Regions from separate parts of the Homo sapiens genome. Here region 2 is linked to region 1. The links are chromatin contacts, found by Hi-C or POLR2A ChIA-PET in ENCODE. All regions are on one chromosome and are shown on one strand. Each heading gives the region's core, a stretch centred on a gene start or an enhancer-like site at or near the end of the contact. The rest is flanking DNA. Distances are from core to core; before and after follow the strand shown. Region 1 has its middle 450 kb from the start of IGFBP3. Region 2 has its middle 700 kb from the start of SNORD151.

Region 1 (7,164 bases), core at 1,407-3,906:
TAGACCAATGAAACAGACTACAGAACCCAGAAATAAATCTATACATTTACAGTAAACTCATTTTTTTTATAAAGGTGCCAAGAACATACATTAGGGAAAGGTCAGTCTCTTCAACTAATGGTGCTTGGAAAGCTGGATATTCATATGCAGAAGAATTAAACTAGATCCCTATCTCTCACACGTACAAAAAAATTAAATCAAAATGAATAAAAGACTTAAATCAGGGGTGTGTAATCTTTTGGCTTCCCTGGGCCATAATGGAAGAAAAAGAAAGGTTTGGGGCCACACATAAAATACACTAACGCTAACAATAACTAATGAAGTAAAAATAAATAAATAAATAAATCTCATAATGTTTTAGGAAAGTTTACAAATTTGTGTTGGGCCTCATTCAATGCTGTCCTGCACTGCGTGTGGCCCATGGGCCATGGGTTGGACAAGCTTGACTTAAATATAAGACCCAAAATTATAAAACTACTACAAGAAAACACTGGAGAAGCTCTCGAAGACATTGGTCTGAGAGAAGTTTTTTTGAGTAATACCCTACCAGCACAGGCAACCAAAGCAAAAATGGACAAATGGGATCATATCAAGTTTATAAACTTCTGCACAGCAAAAGGAACAATCAACAAAGGGAAGAGACAACCCACAGAATGGGAGAAAATATTTGCAAACTATCCACCTGACAAGGGATTAATAACCAGAATAAATAAGGAGCACAAACAACTCAATAAGAAAAAATCTAATAATTTGATTTTAAAATAAGCAAAAGCTCTGAATAGACATGTCTCAAAAGAAGACAAACAAATAGCAAACAGGCATATGAAAAAGTGTTCAGCATCATTGATTATCAGATAAATGCAAATCAAAGCTACAATGAGGTCTCATCTCACCCCAGTTAAAATGGCCTTTACCCAAAATGCAGGCAGTAACAAATGCTGGCAAGGATGTGAAGAAAAGAGAACACTCGTATACTGTTAGCGGGAGTGTAAATTAGTACAACCACTATGGAGAACAATTTAGGGGTTCCTCAAAACATTAAAAATAGAGCTACCATATAATCCAGCAATCTCACTGCTGGGTATATACTCAAAAGAAAAGAAATCAGTATTATTGAAGAGATATTTGCACTCCCATGTTTATTGCAGCACTATTTAGCCAAAATTTGGAAGCAACCAAGTGTCCATCAACAGGTGAATGGATAAGGAAAACGTGGTACATATACACAATGGAGTACTATTCAGACATAAAAAAAGAATGAGACCCTATCATTTGCAACGACATGGATGGAACTGGAGGTCATTATGTTACGTGAAATAAGCCAGTCACAGGAATACAAACTTAGCTTGCACTTACTTATTTCTAGGAGCCAAATAAATTAAAACAATTGAACTCATGGAGAAGGAGAGTAGAAGAATGGTTACCAGAGGCTGGGAAAGATAGTGGGTGGGTAGGGGGAAAGCAGAGATTGTTAATGGGTACAAAAATATAGTTATATAGAATGAATAAGATCTAGTATTTGATAGCACAACAGGGTAACTACAGTTAACAACAATTTATTGTACATTTTAAAAAACTAACAGAGTATAAGTGGATTGTTTGTAACATGAAGAAGGGATAAATCCTTGAGGTGATGTCTACCCCATTAAACCTGATGTAATTATTACTGATTGTATGCTTGTATCAAATATCTCATGTACCCCATAAATATATACACCTACCATGTACCCATAAAAGATAAATTTAAAAATATATAAATAAATAAATGAATAAAATAAAACTGAAAGAGTCCCAGAAGATCAGAAATGTAATTCCCCTCTTCACACACACACAAAAGGACATTATCAAGAAAATGAAAATAATCTATAGGCTAAGAAAGAATATTTGCAATTCACGTATGTGATAATGAGCCTGTATCCAGAATAAATAAAGAATTCTTACAACTCAACAAGAAGATAAACAGCCCAACTGAAAAAACGGACAGAGGATTTAAATAGACATTTATTTTATTTATCCAAACAAAATAAACAAATGGCCAATAAGCATATGAAAAGATACTCAATATCATAGTCATTAGGGAAATGCAAATCAAAACATAATGAGATATCACTTTACACCCACTAGGATAGCTATAATCAAAAAGACAAATATGAGTGTTGGCGAGGATGGAGAGAAATTGGAACACTCATATAGTGCTAGTGGGAATGTAATACAATGCAGCCAATTTGGAAAACAATTTGGCAGTTTCTCAAAAAGTTAAACATCGAGTTTCCGTATGACTCAGCAATTCCACTCCTAGAATTCCACTCAAGAGAATTAAAAACATATGTTCACAAAATAACTTGGACATGAATACTTATAACAGCATTATTCATAATCCTCAAAAAGTGAAAACAACCCAAATGTCCATTAACTGATAAATGGATAAACAAAGTATACTGTATTCATACAATAGAATATTATTAAACCATCAAAAGAAATAAAGTGCTGATGCATGCTACATTTCCACAAAAGTGCATACACTGCCTTTTGATTCACAGGCTCAGGCTTTGTCTAGAGATCTGCAGAATAAAACACCTCAAGAGGGCTCTCTATTTAGGGGATCCAGGTCCACAGACAGGTGAGGCCGTTTTTGGTCTGCTTCCCAGTCTTCAAAGGATTGATGCTCTGAAAAGTCTGACTCATGAGTATGATATTTCAGTTTTAATAGTGAGCCTTAACCGTCAATTCATTTTGCTTGCTGGATATTTCTTTAGGTAAGTTTACCAGACTAAGGCACTTTATTCCCCAGGCAAAAAGCTCTTTCTGGAGGAAGTGCTTAAAATCAACAGAATTACTTAAGAGAAGGCCACTAGTGAATACAACATGATTAAAGTAAGTTTTAGAGCAACACTCCACTACGGATTTTATTCCACAGAGTTATCTTCACTAGGAGAAATTTGATGTGCCAAACCATGTGCAGCTTTTCAAATTTTAGTACTCTAAAATTAATCATGAATTACAAGCGGGTTTAGAGAAATGGCAAATCCATTAGCATCAGGCAGAATTTAGTTTGAATGTAGTCTCTACTGTTCTGAAGCTCTATAATTTTAATTGAGCCAAGTAAACTCTGTAAGCCTAGCTCATTTTCTAAATGAGCTATTCCTGACTACTTCATTGTGTTATCATTTTATAGTGAGGAATAAATGAATTTTATACCAATAAAGTTTTTAGTATTTACTATGCCTGGTGCATAGTAAATGCTCAATAAGTGATCATAGTATTTACTATGCCTGGTGCATAGTAAATGCTCAATAAGTGATCATTTATTATTATTATCCTTTAGTTCTTCAATAGTTGGCTATAACCAACATTTATGGACCCAAGTTTTCATTCAAAATTCATTTACAGTATGAGGAACTGTGCTGAGAGTTCTAAGATGGGTTTGGGTAACAAGACAAACAGCTTCAAATATACAAACCTTCTGATAGAGCGAGGAAAAAAAATTAGTCTTCACAGTTCAATGGTAAATATAATACCACATTTCAGTAGTTCTGAAACATTAGTGTGCGTGAGAATCACCTGCAGAATGTCTTGACACAGTTTGTTTCTGATTCAGGAGGTCTGGGTTGAGGTAGGAGAATTGTGCTTCTAACAATTCCCAGATGCACATGTGGCTGGTTGGAAAGCCACATTAGGAGAACCACAATTATAAAGGAGGGACAGGAATTGCCAAGAATGACTTGGCAATATTTTTGGTATTGGAAGAAGTGTGCATGGAACTCCACAGAGATAGTGCTAAATCAGAAGATCTGGAAGAAAATCACTGTGGTATAGAAATAATTGGAGCAGAGCAGAGATAAGAGATAGGAACAGGCACAAAGGGGCCAAGGGTTTGGGCTCTCTCACACATTGTTGGACATTTAAGCTTAACGGGGAGACTTTTAAGATAGTTAAGCAGCTGCATGATGGGATACATTTGCCTGGTAGAAACGTGGCTGTAGGGCATCCCTTCACTACCACACTAGGCAGTTTGCTGTTTCTCAAAACCTCGTTCCACCTGCTTTCCTGAGCTCATGCTGTTTCTTCAGACTGAAATATGCTTCCCTCATATCTCCACATGCTCATACCCAAAAGGTATTCCTTGGATTACAGCTGATTGTCTTCTTATTTTCCAGCAATATGATGTCATATTACTTTCCTTAAAATAACAGTGTCTTTATTATGGCTTTCAGGGAGGAGAAGTCTTACATGTCCATTAACCAGGCTGTAGTGCAGCCAGCTGTCACTGAATCCTGATAACTGAAGTCTGCAGTTTTTGCCATTTTTTCTTTCTATTAATATGCTTGTCTTCTTTGAGTTTGAAATGTAAATATGAATATAAAAACAAACATGTAGTTTGTAGACACCAATCCACTATGATTCAAATGTATTTTATTATAAAGATCACAAAAATCTTTTCTTTTAAATTTATATATGGTGTGTAGATAGCCAAATAAAGAATAGTTTCCTCATCTTTATTTCATATATTATTCAAAATTCCTTTCCTATATAAAGGAAAGGGATATAATAATAAACATGCAAGTGCTTATGTGTGCAAACGAATTCATGGAATTCATGCAAGAAACCAAAGAAAAAGATCTATGGGTGAGACGGTAAAGAAGAGGTGAAAGAAACACAGACTGAAATAGAGTAGGAGGGAAGAGGAGGAGGGAGTGGCACCTCTCTGCATATACCACTTTTTTGTAACATTGACTTTTAAAATCATAGTAATGTTTCACATACTCCCACAAAACAATTAAAATTAACAAGGATGTGGGGTGAACCCCAACTGAAATATAAACACTAATAAATGAACCAAACTAGATTACAAGTAAATAGCAAAATCACATTGAAAGAGGTAAGGGGTCGGGGGAAAGAACTGACCTAAGTAACTGTGGAAAAAAAGTATTTTGAGTAGATATTCTAAGATAAAGGGGCAAAAATTAACTGTAGGCAAACATTGTACTCCAGTTAGTATAATTTTTTCTCATGTGGCAATGCATTAGCAAGTCTGAAACCACTTTCCATGTATACAAGAGTTGAATAAATAAGTATACATATCATAGATAATGAGAGACAGGATTCTCATTGTAAGAGGAGAAGTGACAAATCAGGAAAGAGGAGGCTGGAATGAAGCTTGTGGTGTTGCACTGGAGTCAGAGATGCAATTATGAACTCGTGGACTTTCAGTAAAAATACCAGTAAAAATACAGTTATATAGATACGGTAGAAAAACAGATATGAGTATGCATGGTTTAGTACACATATACATATTTCCTAGCTCTGTCCATAAAGAGGACCATGAAGCAACAATGGCCTGATAAGAATGAGCACACCTAGCACCCAGATCTTGATTTCTAAATACCACTCTCTAATAAAAGAAACCAGGACTCCTTTAAAAAGTAGTGATTGCAGCACTCAGGTAGAAGAAATATAAGATGAACCCAAAGCGTCTCCTGGTACCAGAAATTAAAGAAGTGCTCAAAAACAAAAAAGGAAAACAGGAATATGCTGGAAGGACACAGGAGCCAACCTGAAAGAGCTCCCAGTGGCTAACGCAGGAACAATTTGAGCCACATAGTAAATAAAAATAGAATTGAAATATAATCCAAAGAATAAAATACATTTTCATGAGTACATACTGATATGTAATTGAATTAATAAATTGGGAGGACAACTCGTTCTTACAAAGTAATTTCAATTAATAAACATAGAATTTATGAGGTATATGGAAAATCACCAGAAAGCAAACACTACTGTGGTAGACAAAATCCACTAATGGATGCTAAAATTAGTGGGTAAAATTTTCAGAGGAAATGAGATATTAATATGATCTCAACATACATTCCCCCAAGTATTTACTAACTATAAAAGGAAATATAATGACTTTACCATGAGGTTGCCTGGCAGATACCCTCTTAACTAAGTGATCTATGTTAACATCAGTAATGAGATGTGAACATCACACACCACCTAATATGGTGTGCTGAGAAGGGTACATCATTGCTATGGTATCCCTGTCAAAAATTCATATCTTAGTCTAATCATGAGGACACAGCGGATGAACCCAAATTGAGTGTCAAAATAATGAAACTGTACTCTCCAAGGTTATAGAAGACAAGAAAAAAAAAAAAAAAAAAGCAGGAGCTGATCCAGATGGGAGAGACTAAGAAGCCTAATGACCAAATGCATTGTTGAAAACTGAATTGAATCACGAAAGAGAAAAGGGACATTAGTGAGAAGTGTTGGAATTCTAATAAAATCTGCAATTCAGCTAACAGTATTATATCAGTTTCAATTTTCTAGTTGTGATCATTGTATATGACTATGTGTGTTGTTAACATTAAGAAAAGCTGGATGGGATATATATAACAAATTATTATTGTAACTTAAATAAATCTAATTTTTCAAAATAAAAATTTTAAAGTAAAATTTTTTTCTATTTTGAAAAAAATATGCTAAAAAACTAGACATCTACGTGTTAAACAGAAAGAAGAAAGAAAGAAAGAAAGAAAGAAAGAAAGAAAGAAAGAAAGAAAGAAAGAAAGAAGAGAAAGAAAAAGAGAAGGAAAGAAAGAAAGAAGGCTTTGTGCAGTGGCTCACACCTGTAATCCCAGCATGTTGGAAGGTCAAGGCAGGAGGACTGCCTGAGGCCGGAATTTGAGACCATCCTGGGCAACACAGCAAGACCCCCATCTCTAAAAAGAAAAAAAAAAGAATGAAAGAAAGAAATTGGACACCGACCTTACATTTTTCACAAAAGTAACTAAAATAAATTGTGTGTATATATAATATAAATATATAAACAATATATGAATATAAACTATACAACTTCAAGAAGATAAAATAGGTGAAAAACAAGGTGACCTTAGGTTGTCAATGACTTTTTATACACGACACAAAAGAACAATTGCTGAAAGAAAAATTGATGAGCTTGACTTTATTAAAATTAAAAAGGCTATGCAAAGATGCTATTTAGAGAATGAAAAGATAAGTCACAGACCAAGAGATAATATTTGCAAAACACATATCTGATCCAGCACTTATATTCAAAATATACAAGGAACTCTTAAAACTCAGCAATAAGGAAACAAACAACCCAGTTAGAATATGGGCAAAAGATTTGAACAGACACTTCACCAA
Region 2 (7,164 bases), core at 2,277-4,776, 390 kb before region 1:
CTCAGTTGGTCTGTGTTGATATGAGGACATCAGGATGGCTTCCACTCAGCTGCAGGGTCTGCTCTGAGATCACATGACTTGTATTTTAATTCCACCTTCTGTGGTTTGTCTGATGTGGAAGCATCTGTGGAACCTGTCTGAGCCTCACTATAATTTGAAATCATAGCAGTACCTGGGTACACATCTATTGTGAAATCCATAGCATTCTCATGTCAGTGCGGCTCATCCATCCAAACCCATGTGATCATTGAGCAGTTTCTGGGTTAAACCTTAGTGTTAGGAGAGGGATGATCATGGACAGAAAAACAAATGAATGACCCCTGCTGTGATAGACACATGAGTTCATCATAATATTAATATTTATTAATATTGTTTCACTAAGTTGTATTGTTTTATCAATGTATTTATACTGTTTAATGAACATTACCCATTTGATCTAGTAATCAAATACAATTGCCATTTATTGTCTTTACTATATTGTTTGACAATGTGAAGAATATAAATACATGAACAAAATGATCTTCAGAGAGCCAAAACCTTGCTGGGTAAACACCATATTAAATAACTGGAGGCTTGTGAGTTTGAACTTTTAGGAAATTTCAGCTGCAAGGAACAGGAAATCCAAATCAAAGTGGTCTAAGGGTGATGAGCTTTATGGTTTCCCACAAGCCAGCACCCCAAGGTCAGGAGCAGAGTCTCACAGCTGCCCTTCTGCTTCAGGAGTGCCTCTGGTTGGGATTCTCTTTGCTGACTCTGTTCTTAGGCTGGGAGAAAATAACGATGGCAGCATTAGAGCCCACATCTGTGTAATGCCACTTTCAGAGAAGCTGTTTTTTATTTTTCTGTTCAGAGTCAGAAAATATTTCCCAGAGTGTTCAGAAGCTGTCCCTTATTGCCAGATCTTATCAATATGTTCTTTCCTGCATAACCCCCACCTCAGGGGGACATCCACGCAGAGTGGCTCCAGCTTGCCATGCACAGGCCTCATAGAGGCAGTCTGCATAGAGTTGCATGGCTGGGACTGTTCGAGGAGGCAGAACTCCCTAGCATGAAGGCCTAGACTTCACGGCATGCTCAGTGTAAGGACAACCCTAATTCATACAACAGCCCACAACTCATATTGGGAGACCCATCGTTCACAGATTCATGCTCCTTCTCTTCATTTCACATGTAAAATGCCCATCTCCACAAAAAACATACTGAGTTCTCTGCCAAACAGAGAAACCCAAAGCCTCATCCAATACTGCATTCAAAACCAAGTCCAGAATATCTGGCTCATGCAGCTTCTGCTCTGTCATGTTCCTCCTATCACCACAAAACTCACCCTGCAAAACCCAACATGTAGTGGTATTGAAAGGGGAGATCGCAGTAGCAAAAAGTCACTCTTACATGAAGCAATATGAAAAACACACTCTGACGACCAGTTGTTGCCAGTTCCCCTGCCTAGGTACAGAGTGGACACCTTGTTCAGCAAATCCAGCCTCCTGGTACTGTTCATTCTAAGAATCTCCACTGCCCTGAGGACCATGCAGCTCGAATCTGCCCTGGGAAGGCTCACCTCACCCACTGAATTGCAGCTAAGGTACCGGACGTCCTTCCCGATTCTACTTTAATAATGTAAATCTTATTGCTGCAAATTGAGCTGAGGAGATGCTGTGAGGGTGCTCACCTTAGAAGTACACAAGCCAAGACTTGGATTTCTTTGGCAGTTTGAATCCTTTAAATGGTTACTATCTTCTTCTAGTCAAGTAATGGTCTTGTCTGCCCCTTTCCTTTGAGTCTGGAAATTTCTGTCTCTTAGCAACATGCTGCTGCCACTGTCCCCCTAGGATCAAGCTTAACAGACTCAACTTTCTTCCAGCCACAGCTTTGGGACATTTAGATGAAAAAAAAGATCGTGGAATCAGGATACATTTGAGTTGTACCTTCTCAGAAACTGCCTTGCCCTCTGGCAGGTCAACAGTGCCTAAGGGGGTGCTCAGCAGGTGATATGTTTTGGCTGTGTGTCCCCAACAAAATTTCGAATTGTAGTAATCCCCATGTGTTGTGGGAAGGACCTGGTGGGAGGTAATTGAATCATGGTGGTGAGTTTTTCCCGTGCTGTCCTTGTGATAGTGAATAAGTCTCATGAGAGCTGATGGTTTTATAAAAAGGAGTTCTCCTGCACATGCTCTCTTGCCTGCTGCCATGTAAGATGTGCCTTTGGTATTCCTTTGGCTTCCACTATGATTGTGATGTCTCCCCAGCCATGCAGAACTGCAAGTCCATTAAACCTCTTTTTCTTCATAAATCACCCAGTCTCAGGTATGTCTTTATTAGCAGCGTGAGAACGAACTCATACAGCAGGGTTCAAATTTGTTTCATGTCTCATCTATCTCCTGCTAAACTTTGCACCTACCTACCTAGTCTCCTAACACAGATTTTTACTTGGGATCAAATGGTATCTTTTTAACTCCAAGAAATGGCTTAAGTTTCTGTCTTATTTTTGAAATGTATTCCACTGGCAAAGAGAGTTTTGGCCTTTCTTGCCATTTTACTTTCAGACAGGTCATCTTCAAGCCTTGCTGTTACTTGACTCGGGGTTTGAGGAAGACTACAAATCAACATACGCTGATGACAACGCTGAACTTCAGCTGAGCCCTTGTGCTCCTGGAAATCCCCCTAGCCTGCCCCCACATATTGCCAAATAAGAGCCATCTCTGTCCTTCCTTATGGCTCTCATAAGGCTACATTTAGCTCTCTTGTTTGGCTGCCTTAAAACGCCAGGCAGGACCCTCCTTTTTTTTTATTAATAAATATTCTCCCTTTCACAATTGCCTGAATACAGTCCTCTCCTAAATGTCTGGTTTCCTGCCATATTCCCAAATGCAGCAGTACTGTTTGGCCCATAACACAGTGCTTTAATCCATTTCCCAACCTAGCAGATGGGGGTCCTTGCTGCCCTTCCCTCAGTTAGCTTGACATTTTAGTCTATTATGTTAGCGCTCCCAATTTTAAGTTCTATGTTGACTTAAAATCAGTGATAGAAACACAAAGGGAAATTGGCACTAATAATGAAAGACATTTATGAGTTTGCCACTTGGGGATCTGAGACAGGGAGGCCTCAGGATGTGCTCAGTCAGGGCCCACTTCTGATTCTCTGGGATGCTCTCTTATGCACATCCATTTAAGCCTGTACTAGCAGAGAGATGATCTGTTTAGTATCATCTAAATGAAGATCTCCCAATGAGAACAGGCAAAGGCCATTCACCCAGAGCTGCTCTAGCAAGGGGGCCAGCCACCATCACCGCATTTGGCCAAGAATCACAGGCAGGCAGAGGAGAGGGGAAGCTTCACAGTGGGAAACAGGTGAGCCCTGTTGCAGTTCAGACAGCCTGCCTTGGAAAGCTGAGGCGGCTCACTAGAAGAGAGGCTGCCTACGTGATTGGTTAGGGAAGCATATTTGGCTTTCTCTGGTTGGTCCTTAGTTGAAAGCAGGGACAATATCAGGGAAGCTGCCAGTTATCAATCATGTCTTAGCCCTTTGGGACTAATTATTACAGGGGTTATTGTTTAGCCTCCTGAACCAGTTGTTAGAGTGGTCTGGCTTCCTATGAGTCTGACTCATAGATCTCAGGCTGGTTTCCTGGGCTGGTACTGTAGTGTATGAGTTGGCTTTCTGGGCAGTTTGCCACAGATTGTGGGTCAGAGTTTTATTTTTATGTCTGGTCTGGCCATTGCCCATTCATATCTCTGTCCTCCATTCTCAGTATTTCACATCTTTGCATTAAAACATGGAGAGAGAGAGAGGAGGAGAAGGAGAAGGAGGAGGAGGAGGAGGAGAAAGAGGAGAAGAAAAAGAACAAGAAGAACAAGAAGAGGAGGAAGAGGAGGAGGAGGAAGAGAAAAAAGAAGTGGGGGTAGAAAAGAGAGGAGAAAGAAGGGAAGAGGGAGAGAGGATGAGAACCAAAAGATAATTTTTCTAGAGGCCACAGGGAAATATCTTCATGCTTTCATTTGGCCTTAATTGTTCTACAAGCCCATTGCTAAGACCCACTGATGGGGGACAGGTTGTGACTGTAGTTAAATTCATTGTGCCCAGGGGTCTAAGAAAGAGTTTATGCTTTCCCGGAGGCAAACAGGTTGACTGGGGGAGTAGGTATCTGATTAAAATAAAGATTCTATCAGAAGAAGAAAAAAATACTGCCACAACATTTTGTCTTTCTGAAAAATGTTTTTACTTGTCCATGTTAAACAATTATACTTTAAATCTGTCACCAACTATCTGGAACAATTTAGGGAATAAAAAGTTTCCATGTCGAGTGTTCCGTTTTCAGAGAAGCGCCCCCAGCACTGTTACACATGGAAGCATTTCAACTTCCCAGTATAGCTGGTGTTATTATTTACACATGGTGTGACCTGTGGGGACTCTGGTGCCCATAGTTATTGTGAAACAATGGATGTTGCCTAAGGTTTCTGAATTTCATCCACATTTATTTTGTTGTTACAAAGTTAGAAAAAAAATTCCCTAAATAACCAAATCCTTTGCAAAGTGCTTTGGTAAATTTAAAATTCAGTTGTTAAATATTTCCTTATTTGTGCTCCAAAACTTGTAAAAGACACCATAAATTAATTTCATCGTTAATTTTTAGATGTTTTCTATAAAAATATTTTAATCATAAAAACAAGTATTTTCTCATTTATTTGTATATTTACTAGTCTAAAAAACTAGCTACTGATCAACATCAGCAATGAAAATATATTGTTTTGTCTTGAATAATATCAAAAAATACATCAACAGTTATTCTTTAGAGGGGTTGGAAAATAACTTTGAATCTGCATACCCGTTACAACTTTGAGATAAATAAAAATTTTTTTCTTGCTTTATTTTGGGGAAGAGCTGATTCCCACTATGAACACTAGGCATATGCGGAGAAAACAGGATGCAGGAATGCCATGAAGTCAAAGTATTTAGGCTGCGTATACTGATCAAAATGATTTCAAAATGATCTTCAAACTTAATGTAATTTAAAGCCAAAATATATTTGTCTTTTTTCTTCTACATGGATGTATACATTCACGATATACATAAAACAGATGGAAAAGAAAAATAAATGCTGAGTTGCTAGTCCTATGTGTTGATTAGTCCCCAGATGCATATACTTGTGTTGGTTGGTTTTCCAACCTTTCTAGTACATTAATTTGCTGTCATCAGCCACTCGCTGCTGAAGGAGCCTCCATGACATCTCCCCAGCTCTTTTTATTCATCTTGATAAGCCAAATCTCTGCCCTCCATTTTCAGGAAACACCTCTAAAATTCTTTCAAAATCTGTTATCCTAACAGAGCACTAAGTTTAATATTTATAGATCATCTATATTTTGCCAGACACTGCAGTAGCTGATGGGTTTTAATGATGAAATAAACACAGCACATGTGCTCTTGGGACCTTTAAACCAGTGAGGAAACAATGGTTGTGCACATCAGTAAGTATTATAGGAACACAGGACATGAGCAGAAGACAGAGAAGGAACACGTGGCTCATGTGTGAAAGACAAAAAGAAATAGCCCAAGTGTGTGGTGTAAAGAAATCTATTCTATATGAAAAAACGCATGTCCACAGACTGGAGACCCAGAAAACAATGCAGTTCCATGATGGAATACACAGATATTTGATGTGACCCATGTGTAGTATGGATGCAGGAAGCTGGCCAGAGGCCTGATGAATGAGGGCACACAGGCCATGGGAGGAGTCCTGGAGACAGACCCCTAAGTGAGGGGAGTTGCTGAAGAGTTCTACTGGAGAGGATATAGACATGTAGTGAGGAGCCAAATGTGTGAAGAAATGTAGAAAGTATCCACTTGTTAGTTTTCACATACATTCAACACACATTAGGTGGTAAGTACTTGTATTGTAGTTGAAAGTCATTATGAGACTGGAAGGCTCAGAGACACCCAGGGAACTCCTGAAGACACACTCTGAGGGGCATAGAGCCTTGTGTGGGAGACCTAGGGCATAAGAGGCAGACAGAGGTGAACTGTCAAAGGGCCATGCAGGTTAAGAGCCGTGCAAGATCCAAGGAGAGATAAGTAACGTGAAGTAAGAGGAAGAAGATCTTAATGGAAGGAGGGTCCATGTAGGGTTAAGTATGGAGTTAATGGGTGGGGTAGATTATGGGACTGAAATAAAATGTGCCTCCACACAACTTGATTAAACGAAATAGGTTCTAAAAGTTTTGGATTAAAAGTAAGTTGCTCAAAATAGCAAATCCCATTTGAATGCTGTTTTGGGGAAAAAATAATGACCTTCCTCAGTTACTACACGTCTGAATTTATTAATTTCTTTATTTGTCCTTTATTCAATGCCCACTATGTGCCAGACCCAGTTCTGGGCCTTGGGACACATCAGTAGATTAATAGACTACCTGCTCTCAAAGAGTGTGAATTCTGGGTAGTATCCACTGCCTAGATCATAAATATACTTTATGATCTCCTGAATGCATAAATTAGAGTTAGTGAATAAAACGTCTTTGTATTTGTTACTACATTTATTTATCTGTGAGATAGAGGAATCAAGAGAAATGAATGAATACTCATTACATGTGTAATGTATACCAAGAATTATGACTTTATACTATATATTTCAGTTAATAATCAGAAAAAAATGTAAGATGTAGATACTATATTTTCTAACTTTCTCATAGAAGAAACTAAAGTAAGGCTCAGAGAGGTGTATTAATCCAGTAACCATTAAAATTAAAATGAAAGTTAATCAGAATCGCTGGATATATGATCAAAGCACAAAATGATGACATTAGCGTAAACCAGTGAGAAGCAACCAAGAAATACAGATGCAGGAACACACCACTTGTAATGGAAATAAAACTATGGGTTCACCCGGGAATCAAGGTAACAAAGTGTTTACCAAAATATGGAGAACATATATAAAATGATATTGAATATATGAAAATATTAAAGAATATCTTAATTTAAAATTACATAGTCCATATTTAATTGTGGTAAGAATCAAAGTTATGAGGATTTTATTGATGCATAAATCAGTCTATATAACTTATTTCCAAATAACAATAAGAATTTGACACATGATTCTAGAATGCATTTGGAGTAAGAAAACTCAAGTAAGAGAGCAAAGTTTGTGAAAAAGTTTAGCAAGGAAGGTGGACATG

What was found. Hi-C counts contacts between places; a loop is a spot of excess contacts on that map. ChIA-PET counts read pairs that join two places held with the same protein, here RNA polymerase II (POLR2A). Pooled maps may share reads with other maps.
Region 2: a loop to region 1 is called in a map of IMR-90, with 2.1 times the contacts of the local background. The contact joins two enhancer-like sites. A Hi-C loop is called at or near these places in 2 of 168 maps with a recorded cell type or tissue (IMR-90 and PC-3) and 3 of 50 pooled maps. POLR2A ChIA-PET finds 5 or more read pairs at or near these places in 1 of 52 experiments (Panc1).

What each region holds. Positions count from the first base shown.
Region 1 is chr7:46,365,588-46,372,751 of GRCh38, reverse strand. No RefSeq gene overlaps it. Among named protein-coding and RNA genes, the nearest start is that of IGFBP3, 450 kb to the right of the region's middle. Within about 2 kb of position 2,656, at least 2 of the 41 ENCODE cell types and tissues checked have a DNase peak (open chromatin) inside an H3K27ac peak, as active enhancers do; they include PC-3, where a contact is called at or near this core.
Region 2 is chr7:46,760,758-46,767,921 of GRCh38, reverse strand. No RefSeq gene overlaps it. Among named protein-coding and RNA genes, the nearest start is that of SNORD151, 700 kb to the left of the region's middle. Within about 2 kb of position 3,526, at least 8 of the 41 ENCODE cell types and tissues checked have a DNase peak (open chromatin) inside an H3K27ac peak, as active enhancers do; they include PC-3, where a contact is called at or near this core.